2 separate regions of the Mus musculus genome follow, and region 2 is linked to region 1. Evidence: chromatin loops called from intact Hi-C (ENCODE). Cell type or tissue: gastrocnemius. All regions are shown on one strand. Links, peaks and the distances in the headings refer to the core of each region. The heading gives the core; the rest is flanking DNA. Region 1 holds the start of Mcu (mitochondrial calcium uniporter). Region 2 overlaps Micu1 (mitochondrial calcium uptake 1).

The links. Peaks named below come from ENCODE experiments on the same cell type or tissue, not always from the same donor. Only the 100,000 strongest peaks of a DNase experiment are listed, where the experiment ranks them.
Region 2: it touches region 1 in a loop (2.0-fold over the local background); 2 of 42 quality-filtered maps call a loop at or near these places.

What each region holds. Positions count from the first base shown.
Region 1 is chr10:59,611,185-59,627,120 of GRCm38, reverse strand. Mcu (mitochondrial calcium uniporter) reads left to right here and starts at 10,429. Exons shown (of 8, transcript NM_001033259.4): 1 at 10,429-10,597. The coding sequence starts at 10,451. It also overlaps the pseudogene Gm51790. In gastrocnemius, for the core only: a CTCF peak has its summit at 11,128; DNase peaks (open chromatin) are centred at 10,373, 10,797 and 12,791; H3K4me3 peaks cover 3,267 bases; H3K27ac peaks cover 4,037 bases.
Region 2 is chr10:59,843,500-59,851,499 of GRCm38, reverse strand. All of the region lies in intron 10 of Micu1 (mitochondrial calcium uptake 1), which reads right to left. Among named protein-coding and RNA genes, the nearest start is that of Gm23803, 30 kb to the right of the region's middle. In gastrocnemius, for the core only: a CTCF peak has its summit at 4,873 (motif pointing right); no DNase peak of the experiment used is centred there; H3K4me3 peaks cover 1,461 bases; H3K27ac peaks cover 3,083 bases.

The DNA of each region.
Region 1 (15,936 bases), core at 7,937-15,936:
GCGAACAAAGGGAGTCCACTGGAATTATTAAACCTAAGAAAAGGGGCCCTCGTTGACGCTTTATTTTATGTCATCTCTGTGCAACTGATCAACAGTATCTGTGTTCTGGTAACAGCGGCTGTATCAGTGTTTACTGGCCTATGAGCCTCATGGTTGTTCCAGATTCTTGTGAAAATTTAGCATCTTCTGTATCTTTCTCATTTTAACCATTTCCCTGGTCTTGAAGGGCTATAGCATTGTGGGTTTGGTTTGTATCTAATTGGTTGGTAATGAAGTCACGCCCCCTTCCTATTGCTTTCTGGGTTGTTTAGAAGTCTTCTCTTGTAAAGTATCTATTCAAGTCTCTTGCCCATGGTTTGTAAGAATTCTTTGTGTATTTTGGCTAGAAGCTCTCTGGAATCCATCATCCCAGTGTTCTCAATGATGCTTGAGCAGCCTTGGCAGTTCAAAATGTACTTCTTTTGAATAAATGGCCCCAGGAATGGAATTACCATGTTGATCTTATTGTAATGCCTCAACAAACAAAAAAACAGTCCATTAAATTCCCATTCTCCCTCTTGTGAGAGGACAAGACTCTGTGTGTGTTAGTCATTTGTGTCTCTGTGTGTGTGTCTCTGTGTATATGTGAGTGGTGTGTGTCTAAGTGTATGTATGTTTGGTGTGTGTCTGTGTGTCTGTGAAAGGTGTATGTGTATGTGTGTGAGATGGTGTTTGTATGTGTGTATGTGTCTGTGTATGCATGGTATGTTCATGTGTATGTGTGTGTGTGTGGTGTGTCTGTATGTGTGTGGCATGGTGTGGTGTGTGTGTATGGTGTGTGTATGTGTCTGTGTGTGTTACAGTATGTGCATGTGTGTGTGTGGTATGTGTATATGTGTGGTAGTGTGGTATGTGTGGTGGTATGTGTATGTGTGTGTACATGTGTGGTAGTGTGGTATGTGTGGTGGTATGTGTATGTATGTGTGTATGGTGTGTGCGTGTATGTGTGTAGGCATATTAGAGTTTTGCACAGACCTAGGATTTGTTGACTCAGCTAGGCTAACCAGCAAGCCTCAGTGTCCCCTCATCTCTGCCTCCCTCCACCTCATCCCCTAAGGCTGGGATTGTAAGTGTGCACCTTCATGCTCATGGTTCTAAAAACGTGGGTTCTGAATATCAAACTGAGATCCTAACATACCTGGAGAGCAGTTTACCCACTGAGCTCTCTTCCTCTGACACTGGGGACACCCATGGCCCTGGTTCAACTTCAGAAAGACATTTTTTAAGAAAGAAAGGCATGAAAAAAGAAACATGGTGCTTTTTGTTGAAGTTTTAGCTTTTGTGAGACAGAGTCTCTTCTGATAGTTCAGGCTGGCCTACAAATCGCTGTGCAGCCCGGCAGGTCCTGAACTATCCTGGCATCGTGTCTTCTAATCATCTAATCAGAATCTCGATTTTTTGTTTGCCCTCTGAATGGTGAAATAGTTAACCTTAGTTAAATAGAATTAGACTCTGTAACACAAAACTAACAGCAACACAAAACAACCGCAAAAAAGCCAAACAAAGGGAAAAAACCCACTGTAACTTTTTGATGACTTCAGTAATGTTGGTTGGGTGATTATTGTGTTAGTAGTGTGCTTTAAATTTATGCTGTGTTAATACGCAAAGATCATTCTAGAGGTCTTCCCTCTCTCTCTCTCTCTCTCCACACACACACACACACACACACACACACACACACACACACACACAAGCTTTTAGTCTATTAGCACTGTCCTTAGATGTTGGCACCATCGAGGCAGATCAGGCCAGAGTCTCCTGGCCTTTAGCTGCAGCCGGTCTCCACTCGCTTTTTGCCAGCACCAACATCGGCCTTTGCAGTGTCCTGAACCTTCTTCATTCTGTTCTTGCATTCCTTTCCCCAGTTTTTGGAGGTCTTTCTTCTCATAAATGTCAGATCCCAAAGAAACCTAGACAAGGCGGTACCTGTGGCTCCTCCCACACTGCCTACCCCGCCCCCTACCCATAACATCTCCTGTCCAGGGGCTGGGCTTTGCTGGTTCCCCAGCTTCTCATTTCTATATAATCTTGCCTCTTGGGTGCTCTCTTGGCCCCTTGGTTTCTCCCTCTCCCTCTCTTTCTCCCTTCTCCCCTCCCCCTTCTCTCCCTACCCCCCAGCCCCCTCTTGGCCCAGTTTAGTCTGGACCCTTCCAGATGCCTCTGGCCGAATTCCCCCTCAGATCTACAATAAAAAGTTTTCTCCTCAAACATACTCTGAAGTGCTCATGTCATTTTCATTCAGTAAATGCCGTGTCTTTTTTTTTTTAATATTTATTTATTTTATTTATGTGAGTACACTGTCTCTGTCTTCAGACACACCAGAAGAGGGCATTGGATCCCATTACAGATGGTTGTGAGTCACCATGTGGTTGCTGGGAATTTAACTCATGACCTCTGGAAGAGCCGTCAGTGCTCTTAACCGCTGAGCCATCTCTCCAGCCCATAAACTCTGTGTCTCACAAGCCTGCGTTTAGGCTCATTCTTCTTTGCATAGTGCCAAGAACCTTCCATCATGTGAAGCCAGCTGTCCCGCCACTACCAAAGATGGCCTCTGGTGTGGTTTTGTACATTTTGGCTAGCCTTTCTCGAATTCCTGTCTTTTCTACCGTTGCCTTCCCAGGGTGAAGGACATCCTCTGTAGCAGATGATCAGACATGAACTTCCTGCTCTGCATCATTACTGCATCACTCATGATAGTGGTGGTCCCCTGCCAAGGGTGGGGGAGAGGGAGACTTTTCATTCGTTTCAGTGATGGGTAAATGCTAGGTGGAAAAAAATGGGTTCCATTTCAAGGTCAAGGTTATGAGAATTAAGTGAATATCTCAGAAAAAGAAATGCGTAAGCAAGAAGAATTCGGGGAGTGCTTGAGTCTCATACCTTTGCCTAGCTTTCCTAGCATGGGAGCCTCCATTTGATTGACAGGCTTATGGGATGATAAATGCACTGACCTATCCAGGTTATCCCCCTTCTCTCACCCACATTTGGGATTACTAGTTATTATTTTCTGAGTTTCCATCCAAATCTTATGTGATTTTTGCTCCCACATTCTGGCAGCTAAGAGTGACTTTCAAAGTGCTTAATTAAGGATGATTTGCTAATGATTATCATCTCTGAATAATTTCCCTCCCCTTTCATTCCTTTTAACTGTGTATATTTTCCGAGGGCCAGTGTTTTTTTGTTTTTTGTTTTTCCATTCCTTTGGCTGGTTTTTGTAAAAGTTAACTCTCCCCTCCTTTTGACTTTAACAAATAGGATCCCTCCTCCTATCTGTCCCTTGATCCTTTCCAAATCAGCAGTAGTTGCCGTAAGTGACGGGATGCTGGAGACAGGATGCCAAGAGCAGTGGCTAAATTTAAAGAGCCGTGCTTGCACCTGTTGTTCATTGGCAAAGCCCACGCTCCCACCCACAACTTCCTCTACCCCCTGCTTCCCACCAACTGCAGCCTATGACCCAGAACCTTCACGCTTTCCCCTGGAAGTCAGTCCTGATGATGGTGGTGTCCAATCCATCCAAACTGAGGAGAAATATATTAGTTTTGACAGTAACTTAGTTTAGATTCAGAGGAGCTGAAATTTGGGCCAAACTCAGCATGATATTAAAGATGTATCTCACCTTGAAGTAGGCAGATTCGTGTGGCTAGAAACCAGCCCACGAAGGTTCTTTTAGACTATTCTGCTTTGTGAAATTCTTTTAGATAGTCTCATCGGAGCTGTCTATAAATTTAAGTGTTGTGAAGAACAGACAGTTGAAGGAAGAACTGGCATTGTCTGGAATTAGCTTTAGGTAACTTGCCAGATTGGCATCCCTAAACCTGGAGGAGTCCCGTAGGACAAAGATAGTTCCACGTAAGGAATTCTCTTACAGGATAGCCCACTGCAGGAAAAAAAAAAAATTCCACTTGACAGGAGGAATTCTGCTGCAGGATACATGTAGGAGATCTGTGGCTGAGTCAGTCAAACTATAGTGATCAGACAGGTCTAGTGAGAGTTTCTTGTAGCATCTCCTATCAGTTACGCTAGCTAGTATGTGGTTATCCTTGGCTATGCCAGACTTGGTCTTTAACAATCCAAAAGGCCTAATGATCACAGAACAGTTATCACATCTGGCACTAAGCTACTGGGATACAAAGTTAGGGGCGCTTGCAAGGAGACTTAAGTTTTACCTAGACGTTTATTTTCAGAGAAGGTTATATTCCCCACCCCCACTTACAGAAGCACAGATGGTTGGGATGGCTTTTGAGAGAGCCCAGGGCACGGGAAACAGGTTTATGAGAAGCGACTGCTAAGCAAGGAGTCACTTCACTATTTGGGATTCCATTCCATGTCAGCCGGGTCTTTTTATTACTCTGGACGGTGCTGAGTTTCATAGCCATGGGAGCTGAATTCTTATGTACTTAGGAGGTGTGCTATATTTGAATACAAAATTAATAGCTTTGGTCACTCTAGAGAGAGACAAAAGACTTCCTAGATCCAAAAGTCTAGTAAATATCAAAGACTACAAAAGGGCGTGAGCCAATCTACCGCAAAATGAAAGACAGCCTTAAAATTTGCTGCCAGGCTCCCGGATTCTGAGAAACAGGAACAAAGGCAATCTACCTGAACAATTCCTGCCCTGCTCACCTCAGTGTCTCCTTGCGGGTTCTGTGCATGAAAGAAAAAAAGATCGAGGCTTGCATGTTGCCGACAGAAAATAAGATTAGACCACAGGCTGATTGAGTTATAAAATATGGAGTCAGTCATTCCTTTGGAAATCAGGGCCTGAGCCTCCCACTAACAAGCATTTTTAGAGGGATAAGTAAATACATTTCTGACTTGGAGTCGGTCTGTGTTAGAGTTGGGACAAGTGGGAGTATTGGAGGGAATAAGGAAAAACAAGGAGAGCATGGGTGTGCTTCTGTGTATGATGAAGTGAAAGCAGATATATAGAGGAAAAGATATAATATATTGTGTATGTTATATATACACATATATACATATAATGTATACATGTAAATGTACATATGTATATACATACATGTATATATGTAAAGTAATATAGTTTACATAGGTTATGATATATAACGTATCATAATAATACACTACATTATATTTATATCTCATATTGTATATCAGTGTTTTTCATATATGTGTATGTTATATACAAAGAAGCCTTTAAAGGTAGTTGAACCTCTCTCATCTACACTGACTAGAAATATTTACTGTGCAGATGAACTAGAAATAGTTACTGTGCAGAGAAAGAACAGCAAGGAGCACTGAAAGGAGGAAGTCTCAGGAACTTGGTTGTGGTGATGGAGAGGTTGCTCCTAACGGAGGTAGGCAAGAGAAATGTGTGATGACGTCCTGAGAGAATGAAGCAAACATAAAGGACAGATAGGGTCGGCCCAGGGAGGGGCTCCCCTAACATCTGAAAGCTGCAGCCTTTCCTTCTGCCCTTTGTTTGGATGTACTCTTTCCTGTTCACTCAGAACTACTGCTAGCACGCAGATAATACTTCACATTATCGGTGAACCAGGAAACACAGCCCCCAAATCTCTGAGGAGAGTCCCGTCGTGTTTGCTTGCTCAAGTCAGTGCGTGTGCTTCACCTGGCCACCCTACCTGTTCTGGAACCCTTGGGTAAATATTCCTTTGCGTTGAATCATAGCTGGGAGCTGACTTCAGTGTACGGTTTAGTAGGGAAATGGGTTAAAGTTTCATGCTCCAAGAAATACACTCTGATTCGTTTTAGCTTTTTTTAAAAAAGAAGCAATCTGTTTTTTTTTTTTTTAAGGATTGGCATAGAAATTAATGTTCAACTGAGTATGTTTTAATGGCATGTTTTTAAATTATAAAATTAATATGCAGGTGGGAACAATTTAAATCACTTAAAAGAGCAGGTGTCCCTCAAAACTTCCCCAAGGCAACGTGTCTTCCTATTTATTCCTTTAAATTCACCACCTGAGTTATTTTATATATATATATACACATATATTATATATATGTATATATATAAATTAAAGGTGGGGTCTTACTATATTGTCCTGACCAGTTTGGAACCGGGACACATTTGAGGTAGGACAGGTTGGCCTTGAACTCACAGAGATCTTCCTGCTTCTGCCTCTCACTGTAGTGCCAGGGAAGTGTTAGTGATGCCCCCCAAAAAACAGACAGGAGCCGACCTGATGCAACTCACAGCAGGGTCTTTATTCTATTTGAGCTACCTCCTCCCCCATCCCCCAGTGCACCACCATCATGCAGGATAGTTTTGGCGGTGGTGGAAGCCCCGAATATCTATTGAATATCTATCAGGGCAAGGCTTTATAGTAAGCAGCGAGCAGGGGCTAAGTGTGCAAGCATCTAATTGGAAAGCTACTGTGGCTGGTGTTGGAGTCATATTATAAACTTAATTTCTGCTTCCCTCTGCATTGGTGGTCGTTAGGCAGGAGGTGGGCTTGTAACCTGGGGGTGCAGGTTTGTTGGGGGAATAACCTGGAGATGCTGGTCTTGTTGAGGTTGTAACCTGGGGACACTGGCCTTATTGGGGGTTAACCTAGAGACCGTAGCTAGGCTGGGATTTTGTTGGGGGGCAACTTGGACACTAATGCTAGGTACCAGCCTGTTTGCCTGAGTTCAAACTTAGATCAGGTTCTCTAAAATGGAGTCTGAACTTAAAAGATTTGGCCTCTCATCACGAGTTGGGATTAAAGGCATGTGCCACCATGCTCAGCCCTATCTATGATGTTAAAATTGTTTTGCATATTTATTTTTATTATTATTATTGTGTGCGTGAGTGCACAACACAGAGCATGGACGGAGGTTATATGACACCTTTTGAGAGATAGTTCTCTTTTTCTACCTTTCTTGGGTTCCAGACCAAACTCAAGTTGTCAGACAGGTGCAGCAAGCCCCTCTACCTGCTGAGTCAACTCACCGGCTCCCATGTTAAGTGTGATTTCAAAATAATCATGCATACTATATTATTTATAGTTTTATATCTCATACACGATTTCAGCCAAACCAAAAAAAAAAAAAAAAAGCACAGAACTACTGTATTCTTTTCTTTCTTTCTTTTTTTCTTTCTTTCTTTTTTCTTTTCTGAAGACAGCGCCGCACATAGCCCAGCCTGGTCTTGAACTCTAGGAACTGAGGATGGCCTTGCACTCCAGACTTGACCTTGCTTCTATTTCCCAACCACTGACATTAGCGGTATGTGCCGCTATGCCCAGTTTACTTTAATAAAGAATAAGTACATCATTTCTTGGTCTTTTGATTAAGTGTGAAAGTGTAGACAGGACAATTCTTTTTGTTGTTGTTTATTTTTTATATTTGAGATAGATGAACTAGAGTTTTGTCTGTGTAGCCCAGGTTGGCTTTAAACTTGGCCATCTTCCTACCTGAGCTTTCCTAAGGTTGGATTATAAGAACATGCCAACACCCCCCCCCTTTTTTTTTGAGATAATTTTTCACTATGTACTCCAGGAACTTGTAATTTTGCCTCAGCCTCCCAAGTGCTGGGATGTAGCACGTGTGCCAATATGGTTGATCTGTGGATAGTTAACTTTTGTATATGGTTGGATAATATTTTGTTAAGCGATTGAAGTCTAATTTACTTGGCAGGCACTTTATTGGAAGATATGGAGGTTATCTTCAACTTCTCACCAAGTGTGTGTCCTTCTTTAAAGATGTGTTACGTCTAGAATGGCCAGCGCGTCCCTGACACATGAGTGGCAAAGGGTCCATCTTAGGTTTGAGGACTCCGTTCTGCTGAACCCTTTCTCCGTAGTAAGCCTGGCCAACCAGTCCCTGTAGTCCTCTGCCACCGAGGGAAGGTTTTATTTCACTTCTTTTCCTGGGTGAAGATAAATGACAGTTGTTTAGTTCAATTGTTAGATCTACATTATAAGATCGTGGTGTACTGGTAGATGCTATATGTAGCCTAAGGTAGGGGCATCAGAGATTTAATTTTCATAGATATGAGATGATATATTTTGGAATACAGCAATGCCTCTAGTTTCAGATATGTACATTAAAAAAAAACACTGTGACTTTTCCCCCAGGTTGTTTTCTTTTGTTTTATATTTCCCCCAAACATCTAGCTATGTAGTCCAAGATGGCCTCCTAATCACAGAAGTCCTCCTGCTTCAGCTTCCCGAGTTATGTGATCACAGGTGTATGCTACTGTGACTGGCCAGTACTGAATGTGGTTCTTTTTTCTAATGCCCAGGACTAAATCTCAGTAGTGCAGGGTAGACATTGGAAAAACAGAAGAACGGCAATTCTAGTGAGATTTCCCAAAGTGTAAAGCAGAGACAGAGATGGAACACTCTTGGCCAGGGCCTGGAGTTATCAAAGAAGAAGGAAGAGGAGGAGGAGGAGGAAGAGGAAGAGGAAGAGGAAGAGAGGAAGAAGAAGAAGAAGAAGAAGAAGAAGAAGAAGAAGAAGAAGAAGAAGAAGAAGAAGAAGAAGAAGAAGAAGAAAACAATCTAAAACCCAAAGGCGAGACAGAGAGAAGGGAATGTGCAGTATGGCTAAATACTTGAGATGCTGTGTTGGTAACTATAGATGGGTAAAAGGCAGTTGTGACTGAAGTTGTTCCAGCAATGCCAAGAATTCCAAATGGGGGCTTGTTGCATTCAGCTGTTGAGATGGAGCTCATTCCTCAGGTCCCAGGTTTCTCTTGTGGAACTTAAAGCTCTTTGGGGGTCACCAGGAGAAACCCACCATCTTACTTTTCTGGCCAAAGAATTAACTGAGAAGTTGGCCAAGGAAGCAAATTCTAGTCAAACTTTAAAGAATATTATTAGAACAAGTAATACAAATTTTAATTTTTAAAACTTCATGTAGGGTTATATAGCCTACAGTGATGTTTATTAGAATTTTTAAAAATCTAAACCTTCCCCCACTTGGATTTTAAAAAGGAGCTGAAAGAATTGAGTGGCTCTTAATAAGAAACAGCTCGGAAGTCTAAGAAAGTAGAGGAACTGCAGGTTTCCTTTGTTACACCACATTCAACGAACCATTGCTAGGAACTTAGTTTCTTGTGTAGTGGTTCTCAACCCTCCTAATGTTGTGACCCCTTAATACATTTCCTCATACTGTGGTGACCTTAAACCATAACACTGTTTTTGTTGCTATCTCATATCTGTAATTTTACCACTGCTTTGAATCATAATGTAAATACCTGTGTTTTAGGATAGCCTTGGGAAACTCTTGTGAAAAAAACTTTTGACGCAAAGGGTCGCGACCCATCGGTTGAGAAACCTTGTCCTGTGGCAAGTCGTGTTTTCAAGAGAAAGTTGAGTGAGGTCAGTCCAAGCCAGGCATGATGGTTCATGCTTGTGATCATAGCACTCAGGAGGCTGAGGCAGGACGATCATAAGTTCAAGGCTAGCCTCAGGATGTAGTATGACTTAATCTCAACAAAAATCCGAAGTACTACAACAAAACAACAACAACAACAAAAAGGGTAATTCTACGCTGGGTGTGATGGTCCATACCTATAACCCCCAGCACTGGGGATGGTGAGGTTGGAGGTGAGTTTGAGGTCATCCTGGGCTACATAGAGCATTGCCGGTCAGGCTGGGCAACATAATGACAGTCCCCCGTATCCCCGACCCCCCCGCAAAAAAAAGTTATTCTCAACTGTGTTCTACTTGCTATCTTAGCAAAATTATGAAACTTGGTTCATCTTTACATGGCTTTATTACATTGCTGGCGTCTTCTGTTTTTGTAGTTTATTTTAAAAGGGAGACCAAGGTCAAACATGGTAACGAACAGTGTTGCTTTTAGAGAGGAATGCGGATCTAAGGGTGCTGGGGAAAAGAATCAGATGTTTCAATTGTGTAGCGTTCTGTTCATTCAGCCCAATGGCAGGTACTCATCCTGGGAGTTTGAAGCTACAACCATTCTACCTAATACCATGCTACACAGCACTGCCATTGGATAACTTTACAATTCAGGGTTAGTCTCGGCACATCCAAATGCTATCTGTTATGGATGCTAACTTTAGACATGCGGTCGAGAGTTGTAGCCAACCTCCTTAAAATGACCAGTTGGGTGCTTAGGCAGACAACTTAGAACACTCAGAACTCAACTCGGAACAAGCTCTGCACAGGTATCTATTTCCCCTAGCTCTCTTATCAAGTCACTTGGTAAAGATTAGCCAAATCGAACGGGCAATCCCTTACTGCTCCATTCCCAGAGGCTCGAACGCCAGAGACCGGTCCCCTAGAATTTGCCCGTAAGGTAACTCTGGAAGTGACAGACAGCCCGAAGCCGGGATTCTCCCGCCTTTTGATTGGACTTTGCAGGAAGCCCCGCCTCAGAGGCTTGACTCAGGACTGCAATTGGCCTAGTGAGGCTGAGTGGCGGGTCTTGGCCACGCCCCTGCCGTCCGCTGCGCTGCCTGGGCCAGCGCCGTTTCCAGTTGAGAGATGGCGGCCGCCGCAGGTAGATCGCTCCTGCTGCTGCTCTGCTCCCGGGGCGGCGGCGGGGGCGCCGGCGGCTGCGGAGCGCTGACTGCCGGCTGCTTTCCCGGGCTGGGCGTCAGCCGCCACCGGCCGCACCAGCAGCACCGGACGGTGAGCGAGCGCGGCTCCGGGGAGGGCGGGGCGGCGTGGGGAGCCGCGGGCAGGCCGGGGCGCCCGGCGACTTCCCTCAACTCGCGGCCGCCCCGGGGTGGCGGGCCACCGAGCCGCCGTGTCCTTCAGCGCCTGCGGCGGCGGCGGAGAAGGCAGGGCGGGCGGGAGGCAGGAGAGGAGGAGGAGGGGCGACAGCAGGGATGTTCCCGCAGGACTGGGGACGCCAGGGCGGGGAAGGCACGGGACTTGAACCTCTCCCTGACCCGCCTCCGGGCTCGGTCCCTCCTTCCGTCGTTTCTGACAGCTTTGCTCCAATGCTCCCGAACTGAGCCCGGTGCAAGTTGTCCCCTTCTCACCTCCTCTGGGCGGGTTGGAGCGTCCGGAGTTGCCGCGGTTGCCGGTGTGTCAGGAGAGTGGCAGTGCCATGCTGCTGGGAACTGTCCCCGGAGAGCACCCCGGGACCCCAGGAGGCTGCTGCCTCGCCCTCTCCCGGCCCCCTAGGAACACGCAGGGAGGAAAATCAAACTTTATCCTTCTCTGATCAGGTCCCCTGCCTGTGCGTGTTCTGCTTCCTCGAGGTGGATGCTGCATTGCTTCAGGAGGCAAACACCATCCCCTCGGGTTCTTAAAGATCCCGGTGGTCCCTTCCGAGGGTTGTGCACGCGTGCCCAAAGGAAGGGCAGCAGGCACAAGAGAGGCGGCATGGCAAGTTGTTCACAGAGGGAGAGATTTAGTGATTCCATTAATCAGTTCTTGCCGGGTTTCATTGCTTGGCAAAGAAGGAATTCTGTCAGTAGCCCAGGGGCGTGTGTATGTGTAGTGTTGGCGGTATGGTACCTGAGCTTGGCATGGAGTTCTTGACCTAACAGGTCAGCAGGTTCCCTTCCTTTGGACTTTCGAGGCCCATATGTGTTGGTCTCTGGCCAACTCTTGAGAGAACAAGTGTAGGTTTAATTTCATAAGGTGAACTTGTGTAGTGTGATGAGAAGGCTCACTGCAGCTGGCCCAATAGAGAAGGTGCTGCCTTCAGCCCGTGCATCATGATCTGTCTTGTTCTGTTTCCCTGTCTCCTAAGAGGAAAGGACTAGAGCTTTGCAGAGAGGATAGCCCTAGACCTGTGGTAGCATAAAATTGTGGGAACGCACTATGAAAAGAACCGAGGCGCTGAGAATACAAGATAGTATTGCTATTATTAGTGGTAGTGATGGACCTGAGCTTCCTTCTTGTGAGAAGATTGTACTTTTTCATATTTGGCATACTGACATTGCTTTGCTAAAGCTTTTGGGTGAGAGCCGAGTTTTTCTATAGTTCAATTCTGATTTGCATGTATGATAGCCTCCAGTTATGTTCTCTGAAAGACATACAGGCCACCCCCAAAATGTGATGGCAGTCTTTTCCCTCTGAACTATTGGAAAATTTCCCGAGCTATCTTTGTTTTCCAATGAAGCATCCTCCGATTTTGCAGTTTGTTCTTAATACTGTTTGGGTGTGGTATTCAAGTGGTGTTTGAAAATGTGTGCCTCAGATGCACCGGTCTCTGTGTGTGTCTTCCTTGTAGAGCTACTTCAGACAATATTCTTCTGTGCTATTCTGGGGTGGGTAAAAGTGATGAACTGAATCTGTAACTGAAAGCACAATTAAAAATGAAGTGTTATTTTTGAAGGGCAGAAGTGTTGTCATGGAAATGGTGACTTGTAAATGAACTTAGGAGTCCAAGGTTTGAAAAGAGGTGAACGTGCTTGTTTCAACACGTAGAAGCAGATTCTGAATTTCTGTTCCAGTTGCTCTAAAGCCATCATGAAGGTACCCCCATCCGATTTTCTATGATTCTTCATGTGGCATTCCGTTTGAAAGATGCCTCTTACGGATTTAACTCTTGATATTTCAAGCCTGAAATTGAGGCCCAGAAAAGAGAAAGACTTGGCCAAGATTGCGCAGCTGAGAAGACTGCTGCCCTCTTGGTCTTCTTTTTATTGTATCCTAAACTACAGTTGCCTTTGTATCTCTCCCTTCTCTTATAAAATTAACCCTTTGTCTGCCAGGGAAGTCTTTGTGTTCCACAGTCTCCAGGAGTAGGAATCGCTAAGTGGATATGGTTTTGAGACACATGTGGTAGGAGACTATGGAATAAACCACTTGATCCTACCTGGGGAGGCACTGGGGCCAAGCGGACACATCCCGTGTGTGCAGCAGATGGCAGTCTGCATCGAACCCGATCACAAGCCCAGCTTGTGGCACTCCTATTCAGCAGTAGTAGGGACAGCAAATTGGAGCCAAGGGTCATAGCTAATAATAGCTGCTGCTGCTTCTTGGCTTGAGTCACATTTGTTTGTTTGTTTGTTTGTTTGGGACAGGGTCTCACTATATAGTGGAGGTCCAGTGGCCTCTTTTCTTGCTCTTCCTCTCTCTGGTGTTGGGATTATAGGCATGTGCCACCGTGCTCAGCCAGCCAAGAGTCATCGTTTTAAAAGGAGCGTAGATCAAATAGAACTTGAATAAAATGGTCAACGTGGTTGCACAGTTATAAGCATAACTCCCCCATTAAAATGTAGTCCAGCCTTCTCTCCAACACAGGGTTTGAAATCAAGCCTTACTTTGTTGCCCAGGCAGTCCTCTAGTTCCTGGCTTTAAAGGGATGCCCCCTGCCTCAGTTTCCCACCTAGCTGAGACTAAAAATGTGCATCCATGCACTCTGACTTTAGAGCAGCTGTCAATGGAATACATAGGAGTAAAGATCAATGGCTTTTCCAGGGTTGTTTGTTTGTTTGTTTTTTGCACCATGTAGTGTGGCTTTACTTCTTGTATAAAGAGCCTGCTATGATCTAACTCCAGAGCACCTACAGTGACTATAGCTGTTTGTTGCGACCCTTCCTGTGTGATTAGTGAAGGTGGCTGCTATTTCCAAAGATGCTCCTTGGAGGGGAGCTGCCTTTCACTGTGGGCTGTGCAGTTCCTTTGCTAAATCAAACCGCTTCACCGGGGATTAGGACAGCCTGAATGTTGGCAGTTCCTAGTGGTCAGCCTCTGGGCCCAGTTACAAAATCATAAGCTGCCGTTACACTGTTACAATTTGTAGCTCCTCCTCTCCACACTTTGCAGTGTCCTGGCAGTAATACTATTGCAACTTACCTGAGGCTACTTTGTTTAATACACAGATCCCCTCTGCCCCACTTCCTGCACCTTCCCGAGGGGAGTATACAGCCAAGGCTGGCTTCCAGCTACCTATGCAGTCAGTCCAAGCTGGTCTTGAACTTGCAGTGATCCTCCTGCATGCGATCCTGGATGAGAATTCTAGTCTCAAACCCTAATTCTCTTGAGTTTCTCCTGGTCAGTTTCTGTTTTTTTTTTTTTTTTTTTTTTTTTTTTTTTTTTTCTTTCTATGCTGCATTCATGCACAAAAATTCTGTATTTGAGCTGGCTTCAGCACTGGCCTCAAGTGTTCCATACATATGCACTGTTAAGCAGATTCTGCGTCTGAGCTTCAGCCATAACAACCCCCAGTCATTCCACTTATGTCTAAGGTCCATTTCAGGCCAGACACTGACATAAATAAAACTCCTTGCAAGTCTAACTCCCTCACTTCATAAATCTAATAAAACAGAGGAGTGACATCTGAGGTTATATTTGTGGCAAATAAGAAAGCCGGGATTGAGCTTACTTTAAATGGAAGGCTTGGTTTATATCTTAACTTTGGTGATTCCTGCCTCATAATTTTTTCCGTTCTCCAATCTAAATCCTAATAGAATTTATTACATTCAGGATGCAGATTGACAGTGTACTCAATCTGTTAGCTCTGTGGTGACCAGTAGCTTTCTGTTCATAATCAGTTAAAATAACGACAATTACCCAGATTATTAGGAATATATGCTTCCATTAGATTCCAAACAGGTTGTTTTCTGTCTACTAAAGTGTTGGACTACTGAGGGTCCTGGGTGAATTGGTTTAGAACACACTTGTTTTACTTTCATCTTAAAAATCTTATTTATTTTGAATCCTGTAAAATATTTTAGTGAATGAACATGGATTTATTCATCAAATTCTGATTATTTGATCATTTTAAGGCTCCGAGAACTTTATCTTATGCTCTGTGAAACTCTTCATACAAGAAAAAAAAAACTAAACAGAAAATTCACCATTAAGAATTATGTAGTCAAAGACAATAAAGTGACAGCCAACCTTTCTATCTTATGTTGGGGCTTCACATACCTCCTGTTAGGTCTTCTACAGTATGGTGCCACTATGGGACTCTTCACTGGGATTGAGGCCAAGAATATATTTTACTATTTTAGGATATGTGCTCAGCTTTTGAACCTTTTTTCTTAATTGGACTGATTAATGCTAAGCCAGGGCTCATGGACACATTTAAACTACTAGAGTATGTTATTCGGAATATTATAATTATTGTACACAAGTAATTCTAGAACAGAACCCAGAAGCCCTTAGAGCCGTAGTTCTCAACGTGTGGGTCATGACCCCTGGGTAGGGAATTGAACAACCTTTTTACAGGGTCTCCTGAAGCCATTGGAAAACACAAATATTTACATTACAACTCATAGCAGTAGCAAAACTACAGTTATGAAGTCGCAATGAACATAATGATATGGTTGGGGGTCAGCACAGCATGAGGAACGGTATTAAGGGGTCACAGCATTAGGAAGGTGGAGGACCTCTGCCTTAGAGGATGCAGGCACCTGAGAGTGATGGAATGGATTTTCATGGTATCCGTGAATGCAGAGCTGAGAAGGCCTGTTACTTTCTCTATTCCCCCGTCCAGTTCTTTTCCTTCTAAATTACATGGTTGTGGATTTTGCTCTAAAGTGTTAACACTGGTTTTAAAAGGTGAGTTGGAAAAAAAAGTTATCTAGGGTGTAATTCTTAGAGTAAGTGCAGAGCGTGAGTCAGGCTTGAGCAAGTGTTCTCTGATACGCATCAAGCTTAAGAAACACCTGCCAGGAGGAATTTCTTTTCTGGTCCAGTTTATTTGGAGTTCTGTAGGCTTCTTGTATGTTCATGGGCATCTCTTTCTTTAGGTTAGGGAAAGGAAGACCAACGAGTGGATACTTTGTTCCTTCTTAGAATGGGTAACAAAATACCTTTGGAAGGAGTTACAGAGACAAAGTTCGGAGCTGAGACAAAAGAAAGGACCATCCAGAGACTGCTCCACCTGGGGACCCATCCCATATACATCCACCAAACCCAGATAGTATTGCATATGCCAGCAATATTTTACTGACAGGACCCTGATATAACTATCTCTTGTGAGGCTATACCAGTGCCTGGCAAATACAGAAATGGATGCTCACAGTCATCTATTGGATGGAACATAGAGCCCCTAATGA
Region 2 (8,000 bases), core at 1-8,000, 230 kb before region 1:
TTTCTCTGTAGTTCAGCCAACCTTACAATGAGAGTTTCTGTTTGATTTTCTGCAACTTGAGCTCTATTGCTACAAGAGAGAAGATTCTCCTCAAGGACACACTTAGCAACTTTTAGATCGTTTACTTGTGTCTGGAGCCTTTCGATTTTATCACACAACTCCTTCCTTTCATTCATCATTTTTTCCACAGATACTAAGAGCAGCCAGCCAGTAAAATCATTTTTCGATTTTTTCCCCATCTTGTAGAAAGCTTTGTGCACTGAATCACCTAATTCATTAAGAAAATCAAGGGCATTAGCTTCTTTAAGTTCGGAATATAGTTTCAACCATGGGTCTTCAAAATTCTCTGAGCTCCCAGGAGGGAGAGAATCTGGAGAGGTTTCAATATTTGAAAGTGCTGGTGGATCAACAAGCCAATTCCAGTATTTTAAAAGATTCATCCTTGTACTTCTGTTACTCTAGAACCACTCCTGGTACCAACTTCTGTATTAGTCAGGGTTCTCTAGAGTCACAGAACTTATGGATAATCTCTAAATAGTAAAGGAATTTATTGATGACTTACAGTCGGCAGCCGAATTCCCAACAATTGTTCAGTCGCAGCTGTGAATGGAAGTCCAAGGATCTAGCAGTTACTCAGTCTCACGCAGCAAGCAGGCAAAGGAGCAAGAGCAAGAGCAAGAGCTAGACTCCCTTCTTCCAATGTCCTTATATTGTCTCCAGCAAAAGGTGTAGCCCAGATTAAAGGTGTGTTCCACCACACCTTTAATCCCAGATGAAAGGCATAGCCCAGATTAAAGGTGTGTTCCTTAACTCGGAGATTCAATCTTCTGGAATCCATAGCCACTATGGCTCAAGATCTTCAAACCAAGATCCAGATAAGGATCTCCAAGCCTCCAGATAAGGGTCACTGGTGAGCCTTCCAATTCCGAATTGTAGTTCATTCCAAATATTGTCAAGTTGACAACCAGGAATAGCCACTACAACAGGGTTTCATTGTAAAGCCCCAGCTGGCCTGAGCTCACAGAGACCCTTCTGCCTCTGCCTCCTGAGTGCTGGAATTGAGGGTCCCAGGAAAGAGACAGCTTAGGTTCTCAAGGATCACAGGTGACCTTTCTACTCATCTTCCCAGGGACCTACATCCACTTAAGGTTGGGATGGGGGAGATTCGGCAAAATCCTGCCACTCAAAATCTGCTGCCCTTTGTTCTGACAAGTCTGGGCAGCGTCTGAACTGTTCCAGGTGCATCTGGTGTGGTCCATGACTGGTCACCTCAACAGTGGAAAGACTCATGCTAAGTTTCTGTGATAAAATAATACGTCAGAAATTAGGTTACATAAAATTTACCATGCACTCAGGCCACTCAGAATGATAAAATTCACAGGTCCACATAAAACCACAGGCTCTTAGAGCCAGAAGACACAGAGACAATGAGAGACCCAGGGACTTAAGTGACTTGCCAGGGTCACAAAGCTAGTGGCTGCAGAGCCTACATATTCCACTGTTCTTTCCCTATACACATTTGGCCTCTCACCTGGATGGTACCAGTTCCTTTCCACCTCTGTCATCCTAAAGGGACAGAGTCCAGATAAAAGAAAAGCCAAGTTAGGGCACCCTCAGTGCCTTGTGTCAGGGAGGGGTGACAGCCAGGACTGGGGGTTGGCGGTACCCAATAGACCACGGATCTGACTGTGTTCTGCAGTGAGGGTCACACGTTGTGCCCTTGGAACACACGTTGACAACTGAAGTGACAACTAAAAATGTGTAGGAGGACAACAACCTCATGAAAAGCACAAGTCACAGAGGTGGCCCAGGGTGAGGGGCGGGCGCTGTTCTCCATGCGACCCAGTTAGAGCTGCTTGTCTCTTCCCCCTGTGAAGGTGTGTGGAAAGGTGACCCTGCGGGTTACGGTGATGTCCTGAGCTGGTCTGTCATGTGATTAGTCAGTCATGCCCTACTGGACTGCAGGGGAGAAAATTAAAAAGCTGGCTTGTGCTTGCCAAGGTGAGGTGGGGGGAGGGGACGATACTTCAGCCCTGGGAAGGCTTGCTTCTACACAGGAGGGGGTGGGGGGAGGGGGGAGTGAGGGGAAGATGGGGGTCCTTTCTTGAATGTGTCTTTTTTCTGTTTTGTAACTTCTAAGCCACCCTGGCAGCTGGAACACACACACACACACACACACAGACACACACACACACATTCTGACACAGTTTTGGGGTGACTGGTGGGGAAAGAACTAAGATTCAGGAGAACTAAGAGCAACACAGCCAGCGCCTTCACAGTAAGAGGACAACGCCTGCTCTGTGTGGTACTGGCTCTGCATGGTACAGGCTGCTGACAACCTCTGTGTGATCAGGCGGCCTGCCTGTCCGAGGTGACACAGTCGGCCCCACCCGCTAGCTGACACTAAGTGCTACCTACCAAAACCAAGCGCAGCTCAGATGAGCCACAGTGGGCTCTTTGCTTAAACTGGCTCGGGCTGACTTAGTTGTAAGGTTTATTGCATTGTACAGTGCTGTGCTTAGCTTTACTGAAAATCCTATCACATCGTGTCTAAAAATGGAAGGAGTTTATTTTATTTTATTTTATTTTTTAAAGATGTGTTGTTGGGCGATCTCAGACTGCTGGGCTCCTGTGACCATAGGCATGTCCTACCCTGCCTGGCTAGGCAGTTAATGTTTTCAGGTGAAAGGCTACGGGACAGACATACCAGAGACAGTTCCAGAGTAGAAGGGGCCAGCCCGGACACTGCTAAGGAGAAGAAATACCTGGTGTGCTGAGCCACACAAGCGCTCTGTGTCTGGGAGGAGACTGCTTCCGGTTTGTGTGGTTTGTGAGAGCGTGGGACGTGGGGTGGTGAGGGGCAGGGATGGGGAGGTCAGTGATGTCAGTATGGACAGCAGGAGAGTGCAGAGGCCTCACTCAGATCTGGAACTATGGTGCAGAGGGACAGGCATACCAGGAGGGATTTCATCAGAGGCCAGTCACACACTGAGACCAGACCAGGGTCTTGCCAGGGTAACCTCAAATTCAGCTTCCTGGATCCGCCTGCCTCAGACTTCTTTTCTTTTCTTTTTTTCCTTCTTTGAGACTTTTTTCTGCATAGCTCTAGCTGTCCTGGAACTCACTCTGTAGTCCAGGCTGTCCTGAACTCCCAGAGATCCACTGGCTGCTACCTCCCCTAGTGCTGAGATTAAAGGCCTACACTGTCTGGCTTGCCTCAGCCTTCGGGACCCTGGTGTTAGAGTTGTGAGCCACTAAGCCTGGTTAGGAAATTATTTCTGGTTAGGTAATGCCTTCTTCACTTATTTCAAAATTCTGACGGTGTAGGAGCGGAGTCTTGCTCTCAGCTGTGGGCAGTGGTGCCTTTACCGCTGAGAGGCCACCAGCAGTATCTCTCTCAGACACATGCACATAAAAGACTCTCTTCTTCTTCTTCTTCTTTCCCTCTTTCCCTGAAAAGGCTCATTCAGCACCTCGGCTGAAAAATATTTCCATCCCAGAGCACAAACAGCATCCCGGAGCAGCTGCAGAGTGAGCCTCCCAGGACAGGACGGCTGTAGCATCCTGGAGATGGCCGTATCCTGTGTTTTGCTCCTGCTCTCTTCTACCCTCTATCTGCAGGGGGGCTCCTTCTGTATAACACTGTACTCTTGATGGACTGTGATGCTTGCTCCAGTGAAGGCTAACACCGATGGCTATAGACACGTTATAATTCAGTGTGTCGAAATTACCTGGAAGACTCTCGCTTATTTTCATAGGCTGCTCACGGTAGTAAACCTTGGTCTCCAGGAAGCAGATAGGGTGTGTGTGTGTGTGCACATGCCTTCAGAGGCCAAAGGCATCAGATAGCTTTGGAGCTGGAGTTTCAGGCAGTAGTGAGCCTCTTAATTTTGGGTTCTGGGAATCAAACCCAGGTCCCCTGCAAGATTTTTACAATCTCTTTATTGCTGAGCCATGTCTCCAGTACCTAAAAGATTTTTTAAAAAGCATGTATTTAGTGTGTGTGTATGTGTGTGTGTGTGTGTGTGTGTGTGTGTGTGTGTACAGAGGCTGAAGGACAACTTGTAGGAATTGCTTCTCTCTTTTCTACTGTGTGGGTGGTGGGGATCGAACTCATGTCATCGGGCTTAACAGCAAGTGCCCTCATCTGCTGCGCCATCATGTTGACCCATACTTCTTGTCACCTTTCTTTTCTGGTCTGTTCCTCAGTGGACTATAATGTCGGCTGACTTGAGTGCTGGCAGCTTACGCTCCTCCCAGTCTCCAACCAGTAGTCACGATTCTCTAAGGCATCTCTCCTCCTCAGGGTGCCTATGAGTTTTACAAACCCATCATATATGCACAGTGATGTGGTCAAGGCAGGGTCAATCTTTAGAATGCTGAGTGACTTTAAATTTGAGAAAATAAATCAGGTCTTTGCATGGAAAATCCCTCATGAAGCAAACATTTATTTTGGATTTTGAGCTTCCTTGCCTACACTGTGAGTAATTTTACTTTAAAAATTAATGACTTTGTCTTAAGACAGTGGGATCCTGGTCAGCATTTCCTTCATAGAACAAGGTTTTTACAACATACAGGGATGAGCAGGGGGCAGGGGACTGCCTGCCTGCTTTTCACGAGCTGCCAGAGTTTATCAACTGAAGCTCCTTTAAGTTCTAATCCCCTCCCACTACATGTCTGTAACACTCCTACCTCCACGGTCCGCCTAGGCTGTCTGCAGGAGCCTTGCTTTGAATTTTCTTCTCTTTCTGTTGTCACTTAAAAGTGTTGAACATCTTTTAAAACAACTAAAAATCTTGCATTATTATAGGTGTGTGGGTGTTTTCTCTGCATATGTGCCTATTGTGTACATGCCTGGGCCTAAGGAGGCCAGAAGAGGGCGTCAGATTCCCTGGAACTAGAGCTACAGATGCTTGTGAGCGCCCACACCAGTGCCGGGAGAGAGGAGCAGTTTCTCCAGCCTGGCATCTCTTTCCCTTCTTCTTTCCCTTCCTTCTCACTTTCCTTTTTATGGTTTTCCGAGACAGGACTTCTCTGCATAGTTCTGGCTGTCCTGGAACTCACTCTGTAGATCAGGCTGGCCTCAGAGATCCGTCTGCCTCAGCCTCCTGAGTGCTGGGATTAAAGGCGTGCACCACCACCGCCCAGCCTGGAGTCTCTTTTCTAATATCCCAGCTCACTCTGATCACCATCATTACTGACAACACAGGTGTGAAGCTCTGACCCTCAGTTTCTGCCCTGGTTTGTACCACACTAGCTGTGATCTGGGCAAGTCATTTTCCTCCATAGTGAATGACTTTACTGTTAGGAACAATAAAGTAGGAGTTTAATCAAAACGATTTCTAAACTCCCTTCCACTCCTAAAACTTTATGACAGCCAAGTTGTTTCCTTTTCCTTTTTAATGATCTAATAGCGTCAGTCAGTTACAATGTCCATATCTCAAGGAGCCTACAAAGAAGAAACGAGGGGCTGGGGAGCTGGCTCAGCAGTTAGGAGTGTGTACTGCTCCCCAGAGGACCCAGGTTCAGTACCAAGGGACCGGATGCCGTCTTTTGACTTCTGTGGGCTTACACACACACACACACACACACACACACACACGCACGCACGCACGCACGCACACACACACACACACACACACACACGCACTCTCTCTCTCTCTCACCTACCTCCCTTTCCTTATATGTGCCCCATACCCATATCTTTTAAAGTCTAAAAAAAGGATAAAACTAGCTGGGCAGTGGTGACGCACATCTTTAATCCTAGCACTTGGGAGGCAGAGGCAGGTGGATTTCTGAGGTCGAGGCCAGCCTTGTCTACAGAGTGAGTTCCAGGACAGCCAGGGCTATATCTGGAATTACTGGTTGGTGTGGCACACAGACTGCTGAGTTACCCCAGCATCTCCATCTTGTTTAATGGAGGCAGGCCTCTGAATATGACATAACACACCTGCTGTTAGGTTAGTTTACATGGCAATGGTGATAGGCAGGTCACTCTCCTGACCTCTTTCTACAGGAATCTACTGTAGCAATTTTAGAAGAAGGGAGTGGCTGGACCGAGAACTGTTACATGGCTGGACCGAGAACTGTTACATGGCTGGACTTGCTGTGGCCCATGGAGAATCAATAGCCAGCAGGAGAAAGATGACTCAGTCCCACATAGAAATGAACAGGATTCTGCTAACAACTGAAAACCTTGATTGCAAGCCCCCTTAAGGTCTGAGCAGAGGGGCTGCAGAGGTGGCTCAATGGTTAAGAGTACTGGTTGCTCTTCCAGAGGATCTAGTTCTAGGACCCAAGTTCGAAACCCAGAACCCCACATGGCAGACCGCAGATCACAACAGTCTGTAGCTCCAGTTCCAGGGAACCCCCAACCTCTGCAGGCACCAGACATGCATGTCATGTGTAGACACACATGCAGGACATACACAAAAGCAAACTACTCAGATCACATAAAATAAAAATAAATCTAAAAAACCAACCAAAACTGCACAAAAAGATCTGAGCAGGGGCTCCAGAGGCAGCACCCAGGCTCTCAACCACCCCAGTCGCTAGTCACCAGCGACTATCAGTGTATTTCAGCTGCAGCACTGGCCTTTATTGCTCAGAAGCAAGTAGAGCTGGCCCGTGGGCACAGTTTATGACTGGGAAAGTCCCAGGCTCCTCAGGTCACACTTTATTTATAGCTGCCCTCGATTTTTCGCTGTGCTATTCCTTTGCGCAACTACAGCGCCTCACTGCTCAAATGAGATTCGGGAGAGGCACTAGCCGAGGTCTAATTAAGTTTTAAATTTTCTAACAAGGAAATAAAAGCCCCCCCCCCCGCCCTTTCTTTTGGGAATCTGACAGATTTTCTCTGACTTTAAATTTATCTGATAATTATAAATTAGTCCACTTTCACCTGGATTTGCGCGTAACTCTGGGCTGTAACAAGATGGCTAATGTTCACTGCCATCACTACTGGAGTTAGTCACCTAGGAGACACACCTTTGGGCATGTCTGCGAGAAGGCCTAACTGAGGAGGAAGACCTATTCTGAAGGTGAGGTGATCCAATAGGTTGGGCCAGAAAAAAAAGTCAGAAGAGGAGAAAGCGACCTGGGCAGCTGTGTTCATCTCTCTGCTGCCTGACAGTTGACCGATGTGGCCTCTCCTACCACCCCAGCTGGAGCCCTGCAGCCCCTCCGACCGCCCCAGCTGTGATGTGCTGGGCCCCCATGAGTGGACCCCCCCCAGGGATTACATCTAATGCTAACATCCTGGGGTGCTTTCCACCGGGGCTCTGGCACCTGGAGACCCTTTACTTTTCTGGCAGAAACAAGACATGCTTTGAGATTTAGAGGCCATAGCTCATTCTTAAGCTCCAGCTCGAATCCAACTGTTCCATCACAGGAAGGTGCTAGGGAGGGAGTCATGTTCAATTTCCCATAACCGTTTTCAGCAGATTGCTTCCATAACTCAGGCAGCCCGTCAGAGGTGATACACTTAATTTTATGGGTTTGCATGCACAGTAAGAGTTGGTTGTTCTTATGTACTAAATGAGAAATGACCTAGAGAGGAAATTCAGTCTTTCCTGGAGACCGTGTCTTCAGGAGGTCAGAAACCACCGGGGGACACTTCATTCTTATCTGAGTTGCTACCACGTGGTTCATACAAACAACAACAATAACACAATACAACAAAACAACTAAGCAACCGCCACCACCTCAGGAAACTTCCGGTATGAGGACGGGATCATGTCCACTGATGGAGTGCGCCCATCGGTCTGCACCTGCTGCCTGTCAGGACGCCTTGAACTGCTGAGGCGAGCTTTAATCTGTAAGGTAGTGAAGGTATTGGGCTCTGCACCTGCTGCCTGTCAGGACGCCTTGAACTGCTGAGGCGAGCTTTAATCTGTAAGGTAGTGAAGGTATTGGGCTGGGAACCTGGGAACCGTACCCTCCTGAGGGTACAAACATTAGCATATTAAAAGCCAGGGGGGGGTGTGTGCTTAGGGAGAAGC